4 separate regions of the Mus musculus genome follow, and all the other regions are linked to region 4. A link is a loop called in an ENCODE intact Hi-C map of the cell type or tissue named here. Cell type or tissue: heart. All regions are shown on one strand. Region 1 overlaps Lsp1 (lymphocyte specific 1). Region 2 has its middle 13 kb from the start of Krtap5-4. Region 3 has its middle 10 kb from the start of Mrpl23. Region 4 has its middle 4.0 kb from the start of Ins2.

Region 1 (2,500 bases), 190 kb after region 4:
AACACAGATCTCTCTCCTGACCTGGGTACAGGATACACACACATCTGGTGTGGCCACGTAGGCACTCACACACAGGCCCTCATACACACGTGCTCACACGTGAGTACACAGGGTCACTCTCAAACCTGTGCAGGCAAGGGTTGGGAACAGGGGATCACAAACAGCAGGTCCCATCCCCTTCCAAGCTCCCTCAGGGGGCTGCCCCTGCCTCACTATTTACTGTTTTGCTAACCATCACCCCGACAACGTGGTGCCGGCCTGAGCCTGGGACTGGCAGGAGGCCAAAGTGTATTTTCTGAGAACATCCTTTGTGGGACCCACACCCCTCCAAAGTTACCCCAATTTAGCCCTTCCTGGACAAAGTCTTGGGGACACAGTGGGGGTACAGGGTAGGGGTCTACTAGCATCACCCCTCCTGTTTCTTGCTGGGAAGAAGCTTGTCCCAGCTCCTGACCCTGCTCTGAGGCTGAGGAGGCCTGGGGCCCCTTTCCCCTGCCTTTTCCCTCCCGCCTGCCTCAAGCAATGAGTAATGCGCCCCCTCCCCATGACCTCACCCCGTCACTATTCCACAGCTGGGCTCCGTTCTGGGAACTGGAAGGGGGTGGCTCTCCTGGGGTGGGGTGGGGTGGGGGCCTCTGGCCTGGGAAAGGCGCCCCCCGCCAGCGGCCCAGACCCCTTGGCACGTTCTTCGGAGCTGTCAAGACGCTGGCGATGGCCGCCCCGCCCGTGGCCCTGGCCCCGCGCAGCTGCAAGGGATTTGGCGTTCCCGTACAAACGCAATCAGACCATTTCCTGAGTCTGTTCTGGCTCGGGGGGCCCAGGGCTCAGCCTGGGGGCTGAGGAATGGGGCCCTGTCCCCCCACATCCTGCCCACGCAGTCACAGGGCTTACCACAGGCTGGGGCTGGGGTTGGAGCTGGGCCTGGGGCTGGGGCCCCACCCAGGTGCTCCAGGGTGTATAGACCCCCACCAGCTCCCGCTCTGAGTGGAGCTCTTTAACTCAAGGCAGTTACCCCTGCCTTCTGCACCCCTGCTCAATGTCTTGTCCCTCTTCACCCTCCGCACCCCTTCTCCTCCCACCCCCCTCCCGCGCTCCCTAGATCCTGCTGAGAGCCAGGAGCGCCCATCCTGGGTCCAGTTTTCCCAGTTACCCACCCTCTTTGTTCTCCCAAGAATAATTCCAGGTCGGCAGGCTTCAGTCCCTGTTGCAATTCTGCCCCCTGCAGGCTGCCCATGTGACTGCCCCCTCCAGCTAATTTGAACCCAAAGGTCAGTACTGTTTCTACACTCCCCAGGGAAACAGTAGAGAGGACTGGGGACTGGGATCCTTCAGGCCTCCTCCAGGGACCCCTCCTATCACCATCTCCTGAGTAGCAGGGGACTGGAAGTAGTGAGGAGCCTGGAGGCAGCCACCAGGAGTAGTTGAATTGACTCTCTGGGACCACCAGGGTCTCTTACCCTCTGGGGAGTATCTTTCCCAAGGTCACAGCCCTGCTCATCAGGGGTGCACTTGATGTGCAAGTGGTAGAGCCTTTGGGAGAAGGGGCAGAGCAAGGAAAAAAAACCTCCTGGTACAGGCTCCCAGAGATAGGGGCAGACCTCTGAAGGGGGGTTCAGGGTAAGTCTTGAGTGGTTGCTGTAGGTCCCCACCCATGTCTCACACTTCTAAGCACCAGTCCCTGTAGCTGTTAGCTGCAGGACCCATTGATTGTTGGATATAGGGGGTCCCACTCCCTGTGGACAATCTACAGAGGGGTTCGGGTGTACAAATGCTTAATTGCCACCCAACTCCGGAAAGAGGCGTGGAGGTGGGTATGTGGGGTGAGCTCAGGGTGCAGAGCCTGGTTAGTAGGAGAGTGGTTATGTAAGGCAGGCAGGAGAGTACAAGTTCCCTCCCTGAGGCTCAGATGAGGAGAAAGGAACCTGGCCCCCATCTGGTTCTGGTTCAGTGTGCTCTCCATCATCTTTCTAGCACAGCATGGACATGGTGGGATCACTCTTTTCTTATTGTCAGGGTCAGTGTATTGAATTGGGCAAGACCCTGTCTCCACTGCCCAGAAAAGCACTGCAGGAAGTTGTTTGAAGGGGTGGGGCACGATCTTGATCACAATTATGAAGGATGAATGGGACCTTTAGGCCAAAGAGAAGGAGAGTGACATGAAGTCAACTGTTCAAGAAGTATGTAGACCTCGGAGGGACTCCATGGGCCAGCAGGGTGGCCCTTCCAGGCATGAGTAGATCCCACATGTGGGAAGCCCTGGTTCTGTTCAGGATCAGACATGGAAGGATGGAGGAGTGAGATGTAGGCCAGAAGTAAGTGGGAGAAAGAGAAGCCAACTCTGTTCTAAGCTGGGCATGGGGGACAGGGAAGTGGCCTTCAGAATGGTCCAGTGTCCATGACATGTGCAGCAAGACCTGGGTCTGGGCTGGGAGAGACACTGAATGAAGCCTGGATCTGCAGCACGGGATGTGAGTGCCCCTGGAGATAGACAATACTAGGT
Region 2 (2,500 bases), 360 kb after region 4:
ACACGGCCATGCTCTCTTCCTGCCCCACCCCAACCCCTACAGGCAGGAGATGTGTGTGCATGTGGCTCATATGGCCCTCACCCAATGTGTGGGCTAGACCTACAACAGAGCTGGCTGTCCCCAACAGTGGCAATAGTTTGAGCTTTGTGTCTGAATGGGAGGGACTCAGGAAACCTTCGAGAAAGTTCTGAGTTTTCATATTCAAGCATGTTCCTCCTGCCTTTGAGGACCAGTCCTTTTACAGGCAGCTGCTGCACTTTATCTGGGACATCTGTCTTGGGCACAGATATTGAATCCTTGTATCTTATTAGCTTACGCAGAAGTTATCTTTCCCTGCTGTTTCTCTGAGGGGCCTCCCTAGCCTGAGTGATCTTCCTCCAACAACAGAGGCTAAGTGCCAGGTCTTCCCTGCCTCTTGTCGTGAAGGCCAGGTAGGCCTGGCCTTGGGGAGCCCCAATGACAGGAGACACCTTCTGCTTACTGGAGCTCCTACCCACATCCTCTGTCCCGGTCTGAGTGCACTCACATTGAGTAAGAAGCATGCTAGCCCCCAATGTTCTGTGAAGAAAGAGGAGTGAGTTCCTCCTTCCCTTTCAGACTGAAGCCTAACTGGGCCGTAGTGTGTGTCCCCAGGCTGCTGACCCCTGGCATAGAGCAGGAATGATGTCATCCAGGGTGAGCAGACACCTGCGATAAGGTAGGCCACAGACTTCCCACATTCAACAGGAAAGCTTGCTCGTACGTCATAGAAAAGGCCTCAGGCCCAGAGCTGCTTTTTAGCATGTAGCAAAGGCTGTGAACCCCAGCCCTAACCCTGCAGGGCCCCGGAACATCTGTCATATGACTTCCAAGCCTGGAGCAAAAACAAAGTCAGGAGTTAAGCACAGCCATCAATATCTGACTGTGGGGAGCCAGGCCCACCCCAAGGTTCAAAGGACCCCTTCATGTTTTATCTGAAGTGTGTATGCTGCACATCAATCAAGCTCAGCCTGCAGATGCCCGGGTCATCCAATGGGCATTCAGTGAGGCCAGGTTTAGGACCTCCAGGCAGAAGTGTGCTGTACTGAATAGATGGAAGAGGTCTGTTTTGGGACACAGGGACCCCATCCCCTTCTGCCACAGACTACACTGCTTCAGCTCGAAGGTGTGGTGGTAGGGTTGGAGTCCTGAGATGGGCAGCCATGTTCTGCTCACAAACGAAAGAACTGGTCACAGGCCCACAGACTGTCTTCACGTCTCAGAGAGAACTGAGCCACCAGAACAGCGTGCTGGTGTCTGTCACTATTCTGGTGTCACCCACTGTTCTGTCAATGGAGCCTCTCAACGCAGGTCCAAGTCAGAGTCCCTCACATGGAGACTCAGTTCAGAGTGGTGACCGCTCTGCTTGGGTGAGGGGCTCTATCCATCCTAGCCATGACTTGTTCGTTTTCTCATTCAACAGTGCCACCTGGTGGTAATCTCATGCAACTACAGACAACCTGTCTTAAGTTTCCAAACCTGAAACTTTGGGTCCTTTTGGAGCCCAAAGCTCTTGCAAAAGGCATTTTGTTCGGCCTTGTTTCCATCACTGAGACAAATATAGGCACCCATGCTGAATGCTGCAATCAGGTGTTGATGTTGAGGCTGGAGAGACAGCTCAGTGGTTAAGAGCTGCTGCTGCCCCTCTTGTGAGGACATAAGGGGCACCTACCTTCAATTCCCAGCACCTACAAGGCAGTTAGTTCACAACCATCTGCAACCTCAGTTCCAGGGGGAGAAGACCCTGGGCACCAGCCATGCTCAGGGTGCACATACACACATGCAAGCAAAACAGTCACACACATAAAATAAATAAATCTAACTTAAAAAAAATAAGGCCTTGAAGTTCAGTCCACCATAAAGCTGGTCACAGATTTGGGGATGTGACTCAGTTGGTAGAGTGTCTGCCTAGCATTCCTGAAGTCCTGAGTTCTATCCCCAGCACTGCAAAAACAGGTGTGACAATGCACTCCTCCAGTCCCAGCACTCTGGGAGTGGAGGCAGGAGGACCAGGAGTTCTAGACCATTCTCAACTACATAGTGAGTGTGAGGCCAGCATGGTCTCCATGAGCCTCTGTCTTGAAAACATACACGCTCATATTGGTTCTGCATGCACATAAGACATTTGAACTCAGAAACGCACAAGAAAAATGGCCTGTGTCGGGCACCTGCTCAGTAGACAATGGAGACAGAAATCAGAAACCATCTTCGGTGGAAGCCTGTTTCTCTTACAGGCAGATAGCTTGTAAATCAGCCAGTGGTTTATCAGCACTGGACAATGCTGTGCTAAGGTCCTGATGAAGATGGCTCCTAAGTCTTGTCTTCTTATTCTCTACATCCAGAGTCGGACCCTGAGGCCAGAAGAGCTTTCAAAGACTCCTGCAGCTCAGCAGCCCATCTTTCCTGGTGATGCTGTGGGTTTCTGGTGTAGATGGTCACACAGGCCTGGACATACTTGGGACAGTCAAAAGCCAAGTGCAGC
Region 3 (2,500 bases), 150 kb after region 4:
ATTGCGGCTGTTGTTTTTATGATATTTTTTTAATGGAATTTTTTTCACTTTTCTGTATCTCCTGGCTGGTTGCTGGTGGAAAATAATAAAATATATTGATTTACAATACACATTTTGCATCTGACTGCTCCCTGAACCTCTCATTCATCCTGAGAACTCTTCCGCTGGCTCTCTGGGGGCCGCAAGAATGTGGTATTTTGGTCTCCTCCTTTCCAGAAGTTATACATCTTATTTCCGTTGAACATCTTTTCGCATTGTCTTGGGTTTTCAGACCCCGGTAAAGCAGTAATGGCAAAAGCAGGCATCCGTGCGTGGTTCCTGCCTGAGCTGGGGGCTCGGGGCTTCGCTGGCTGGACAGACAAAGATAGGGCTTATTTATAGCTTTCCCTGGTTACTGCAGTGTTTGTTCTGTTTTGCTTGTGAATGTAAAGATAGGCTTTTTGCGATGTCCTTCCCTCCATAGAAATTAGAGTTTTTGCGATGTCCTTCCCTCCATAAAAATTAGAATTTTTATGATGTCCTTCCCTCCATAAAAATTAGAGTTTTTATGATGTCCTTCCCTCTATAGAAAGTTAGCTATTGAACTGTTTAATTGTTGAGATGTACAGAAGGCATAATTAAAGCAGGAAAAACCTCCACCCGCCTGTCCAGTGCTGGCGCAAGGCAAGGAACGTGAGGAATGCACCCTTAGGCTCTGTGTGGCCCCTTGGCCCTCACGTCCCCTCCTCTGCCGGGCTCCAGGGACCCTTCATCTGAATTCCACCGTGTTCTGCAAGTCTCAGCACATAGGATAAGTTTTTTAGTTTAGTTTAGGTTTGGGCTTCTCTTTCTTTCTTTCTTTCTTTCTTTTTCTTTCTTTCTTTTTTTTTTTTTTTTCTTTTAGCTTCTGGGGCTCAACCCCAGGCCTTGAGCATATGAAGCAAGCTCTTTACCACTGACACACATGCAGCCCAACCTATCCCTTAAATATAAAATAGTTTTAACTTGTATGGAGGTGCCTTGCTGCTCTTCTTTTGCATGCTGCCCTCCTGCATCCAGTATGTACCTCCTGGCTTGGCCTTCGTGTCTGAGAGCTGGGGTGCAGACGCTTTAGCGGAATGGAGTTCTTCATGACGAACACCACACTTGATCTGATCTTTGGCCCTTGGTGGGTGGGTGCTCAAATTCTTCTTTTTTTTTTTTTATGCCTCTAACTTTTGGTTTTCTGAGACAGGGTCTTACTGTGTAGACCAGGCTAGCTAGCTCAGAATGGTATCAAACCAGGAATGCTCTGGACTCTCTCTCCCCCCAATGGTACCGCACTCAGACTTCGGATTTGGTACATTTGCCACTTTTTTTTCCCCTTACACTATCTTGGGTTTTCTGTGAATGATAAACAACTTATTTTGGCAAGATTCTCTGTCCTGCCACGCTTCAGCCAGGCCCCTGCACTTCCCTCTGAGCCCATCCCTAGGCATTAACAAAGAATCCTGTTAGTCAAGTCCGAAAGCTCCCCATCCTGACACCTGAGCACCCCCTGGCGTCTGGTCAGGGTGCTCCTCATCCCAGGCACCTTCCTTTGTCTTTTCTGTCAGGATTCACCTTGCTCCAAGGCTTTGAGTCCCCAGCCCACACCCCATGGGTCTAACTAAGCCTGTCTCTACCCACTGTGTGGATCCCAAAGAGTCCCTGCGGCTACCACTTTGGTAATTTCTCTTTACCTACAGACTGGAACACAGGGCCAGTAACTAGCCCTAAGTCCCTTGAATGTCTTTCGATGGGGGCTTTATTTTTATATTTGCTCCAGAGCTGCCCTGTGTGCCCTTTGTTGGATTCACTCTTGTCATCTTTTTGAAGCATTCTCAATTTGGAGGCTGACAAGATGGCTCAGTGGACAAAAATGCTTGCCATGCAAACCAAACAACCCAAGATTTCCAAATCTCATGGAAGAAGAAAACCAATTCCCAAAAGGTGTTCCCTGGCCTCTCCATGCATAGTGTGACAGGCTCACATGTACACACCACATGCACAAATAATAATCACTTAATTTTTAAGAAATAAAAATTTCCAATTTTTTCCGGGGAGGGGGGTATTTTTCTTTGGGGAGGAAAAGAGATAAAGTCTCACTGTGCAGTCCAATCTGACCCCATGATCCTCCTGCCTCAGCCTCCTTAGTTGCCGGGATTCTCAGACCACCACAGCTGTTTCTGGACAGCATCTTTAAGCCATCCGGTCTCAGCTCTGCCCTAATCCTAAGGAGACCTCACTGCTCCATCTTGCTCACTTCTGACAGTTCAGAACCCTTGCTTCAGCTGTTCAGAATGATAACAGAGGTTTTTTTTTTTTTTTTTCTTTGCCTGCAAATCCCTCTTCAAAACATTCCTTTATCTTTTCTCAAGCTGAGGAGGACATCTGGTCTGTTTGAAGTACAAGATGACGTTCGTGCTCTTTTGCCTTAATATTTTTATTGTTTGCCTGTTTTTTTGAGACAAAGTCTCACGTAGTCCAGGCTGATCTCATA
Region 4 (2,500 bases):
AGGAAGCAGAATACTAGAGATGGACATGTGCTGTCTCTCAATCCCTCCAAGAGTGGACAAGAAGAAGCCACTCAAACTGAACCAGTGCCCAGGGAGCAGAGGTCAAACCGGATTCAGTCTTTGATCAGCATCACCCTGGGTGCTAACCCCAGACATCCCAGCAGAGGACTTCAGATGTTCCTTTAAGCCCTAGGTCACCCCATGTAGGTCAGTCCTTGACCTGGCTCAGGCACTCCTGCTGACCTTGCTGAGGCCCTTCAGCGCAGCCCTGCAGCACAGGAGCTCCCCTTGTCCATGGGGTCTGCAGTGATAACCATGTTTACCCAGCTAGCTGTGTTGTTGCTTTGGTATTTGAGATTTAGCTGTGTCTTATGGGGACCTCATTGCCTCTGCCTACCATCTGGAAGGCCAGGGTATTACTAAGGATAGCCAATATACCTCTTGCCTGGATTGATGAAGCAGTTCAGCTCCATATATATGGGATGGAGAGACTCATACTAATACTACACATGGGGAGATTGAGGCCTGGAGCCAGGGAAGCCACTCTTCTGCTATGCTCAGTGCTATGCTACTCACAGTATAGATTACCCAACACCTAATATGGTCTTCCAATGTAGCTGCCTAGAGGTTGGCTCCCCTAGATTACATTGTCTCCGGGTCCAAATGAGCTGACACCTCAGCCTAGCCCCAGGGACCTTATTTGCTTTCTTACATTATCAATAAATATTTACTGTACTCATGTTCTCTCAGGCTGAACAGGCCCTGAGTGATATGAGAGGTAGGGTCAGGGATGCTGAGGTCCATTTTTTACCCTTTGAGATCCTTATACCCAGCAAGGTTCTGAACCAAGGAGTAGGAACCAGATAGCTCTTAAGTCAACCCACCCAGAAAAGTTGTCACTAGGCAGCCTCAAGCACTAGTTGGTGGCTTTCTAGCCTAGATGTGAATGATGGAGACCCCTGAGGAGCCTTCCCACAAACTCAGATTGGGTGTCCCTCCGTGCAGATAACTACTGTTTTGGAGTAGACATTTGAAATCTAGATACCATAGCCAGAAATGGTTAGTCATGGAAGCGTCCAGCAGAGGTCACCAAAACCTTGCTTTTGAAGTACTACAACAAGTCTGAAGGGCTGGCTTATCATAGTAGATCCTTCTAGAGGCTGCATAGTGTCTCCCTTTGCTCCTCTGCAGTCACAGGAACAAAGAAGCTTCCCAAGACGCTGACTGCTCTAAATTGTGGAGAGTATGAGGTTTGGGAAGGAAAGACTGGATGTGCACCTTTGGGGTTTAGGTTTCCTAGATTCCCATGGAGGAGGAACAAATAAATATCCAGGTGTCTGCACCATTCCTAGAATGTCTCAGGTTAGAGTCATCTTCTACCTGTCTAGAATTACAGCTGCCTAGAGGAGAGTGTAGGAGGTAATCCATGCAACACCTCACACGATGGCTAAGCAAACAGGCCAGGGGAGCAGACTGTCTATTTCCAGCTGGGACCTTTGTGGTTCCCAGAGCCCTAGTGGACACAGAGACTGGGAGCCAGAAGATCCAGTAATCCCTTCCTTTGCTTGGAGTGTTCTTAGGCACACAGGCTGGAAGACAAAACTCTAGTTTTCACATGAAGTAGGGGCTACAGGGACCCCAGGGTGCAGGATGCTTCACGCAGAGTCCATCTGGGACAAGGTCAGCTCTTTCCCATGTCTACCTTCCGCTCAGCGCTGAGAAGGGAAGGTCATTTTTGAAAAGAATGTTGGGGGTGGTGTGGCCAGGGGTAGTCGAGCTGAAGAACAGTCTGGATGCCGTGTCTCTTTTCTCTTCCCCCCTCCAACTATTGTTTCTGGCTGGGCCACAGAACAGCAAGGCGGATTCCTTCGAAAGTGAAGCTGTGGAGGTGGCCCTGTGTGGTCCAGCCGTGCTGTGCTGGCGCCAAGTTACCCAGTGGCTTTGAGCCAGCCCCCTTGGAGTCACTGGCTCACTGCCTGGCTCCCAGGTATCCTGTCTCCCACCACCACCTTGGTACAAACACCTCACCTATAACACCCTTCTGCTGCAGGTAGTCAGAATCCCGTGCCTGATCTGCAGACCCCTGCGTCAGACCCTTGAATCTGGGCCTAGGCTGGGCCTAGGATTGCCAGCATGCCTCTCTCTCCAAGAAGGGCCTAGGCCTGGGATCCTCAGACTGAAAGTTGTCATGGTGATGCATCACCCACTCAGTGCTTCATCCATATGCTCAAAGTGAGTAGATCCAGTTATCTGACCTCTGGGCTAAGGTCACCGACTCTGGTTGGCTGTGCCAGCCAAGTCCCAAAGGCCATGTATGGCTCTCACCTGTAGACTAATGATGGATTCTTTACCAATTTGCCAACAACAGACGTATGTCTTAAAGCTGCCCAACCTAGAGGTCCACAGACTCTCATGTTTCCATGAGGCCTCATCCCTTGCAGTCCTGCGAAGCCTTTAGAATCCTGCTGCTAGTGATGAGCCACATTCCACCAGGACCTCC

The links. A loop is a pair of places that touch in the nucleus more often than their neighbours do. Peaks named below come from ENCODE experiments on the same cell type or tissue, not always from the same donor. Only the 100,000 strongest peaks of a DNase experiment are listed, where the experiment ranks them.
Region 1: it touches region 4 in a loop (5-fold over the local background); 10 of 42 quality-filtered maps call a loop at or near these places.
Region 2: it touches region 4 in a loop (9-fold over the local background); 20 of 42 quality-filtered maps call a loop at or near these places.
Region 3: a loop joins it to region 4, with 6 times the contacts of the local background. A loop is called at or near these places in 22 of 42 quality-filtered maps.

Annotation. Positions count from the first base shown.
Region 1 is chr7:142,480,095-142,482,594 of GRCm38, reverse strand. The region is part of intron 1 of Lsp1 (lymphocyte specific 1); the gene reads right to left. Among named protein-coding and RNA genes, the nearest start is that of Tnnt3, 17 kb to the left of the region's middle. In heart, a CTCF peak has its summit at 1,234 (motif pointing left); DNase peaks (open chromatin) are centred at 184, 724, 1,244 and 1,734; H3K4me3 peaks cover 908 bases; H3K27ac peaks cover 2,500 bases.
Region 2 is chr7:142,315,666-142,318,165 of GRCm38, reverse strand. No RefSeq gene overlaps it. Among named protein-coding and RNA genes, the nearest start is that of Krtap5-4, 13 kb to the right of the region's middle. In heart, CTCF peaks have their summits at 1,259 and 1,460 (motif pointing left); no DNase peak of the experiment used is centred here; H3K27ac peaks cover 2,078 bases.
Region 3 is chr7:142,521,586-142,524,085 of GRCm38, reverse strand. No RefSeq gene overlaps it. Among named protein-coding and RNA genes, the nearest start is that of Mrpl23, 10 kb to the left of the region's middle. In heart, a CTCF peak has its summit at 1,517; no DNase peak of the experiment used is centred here; H3K27ac peaks cover 2,500 bases.
Region 4 is chr7:142,674,446-142,676,945 of GRCm38, reverse strand. No RefSeq gene overlaps it. Among named protein-coding and RNA genes, the nearest start is that of Ins2, 4.0 kb to the left of the region's middle. In heart, a CTCF peak has its summit at 1,062 (motif pointing right); no DNase peak of the experiment used is centred here; H3K27ac peaks cover 931 bases.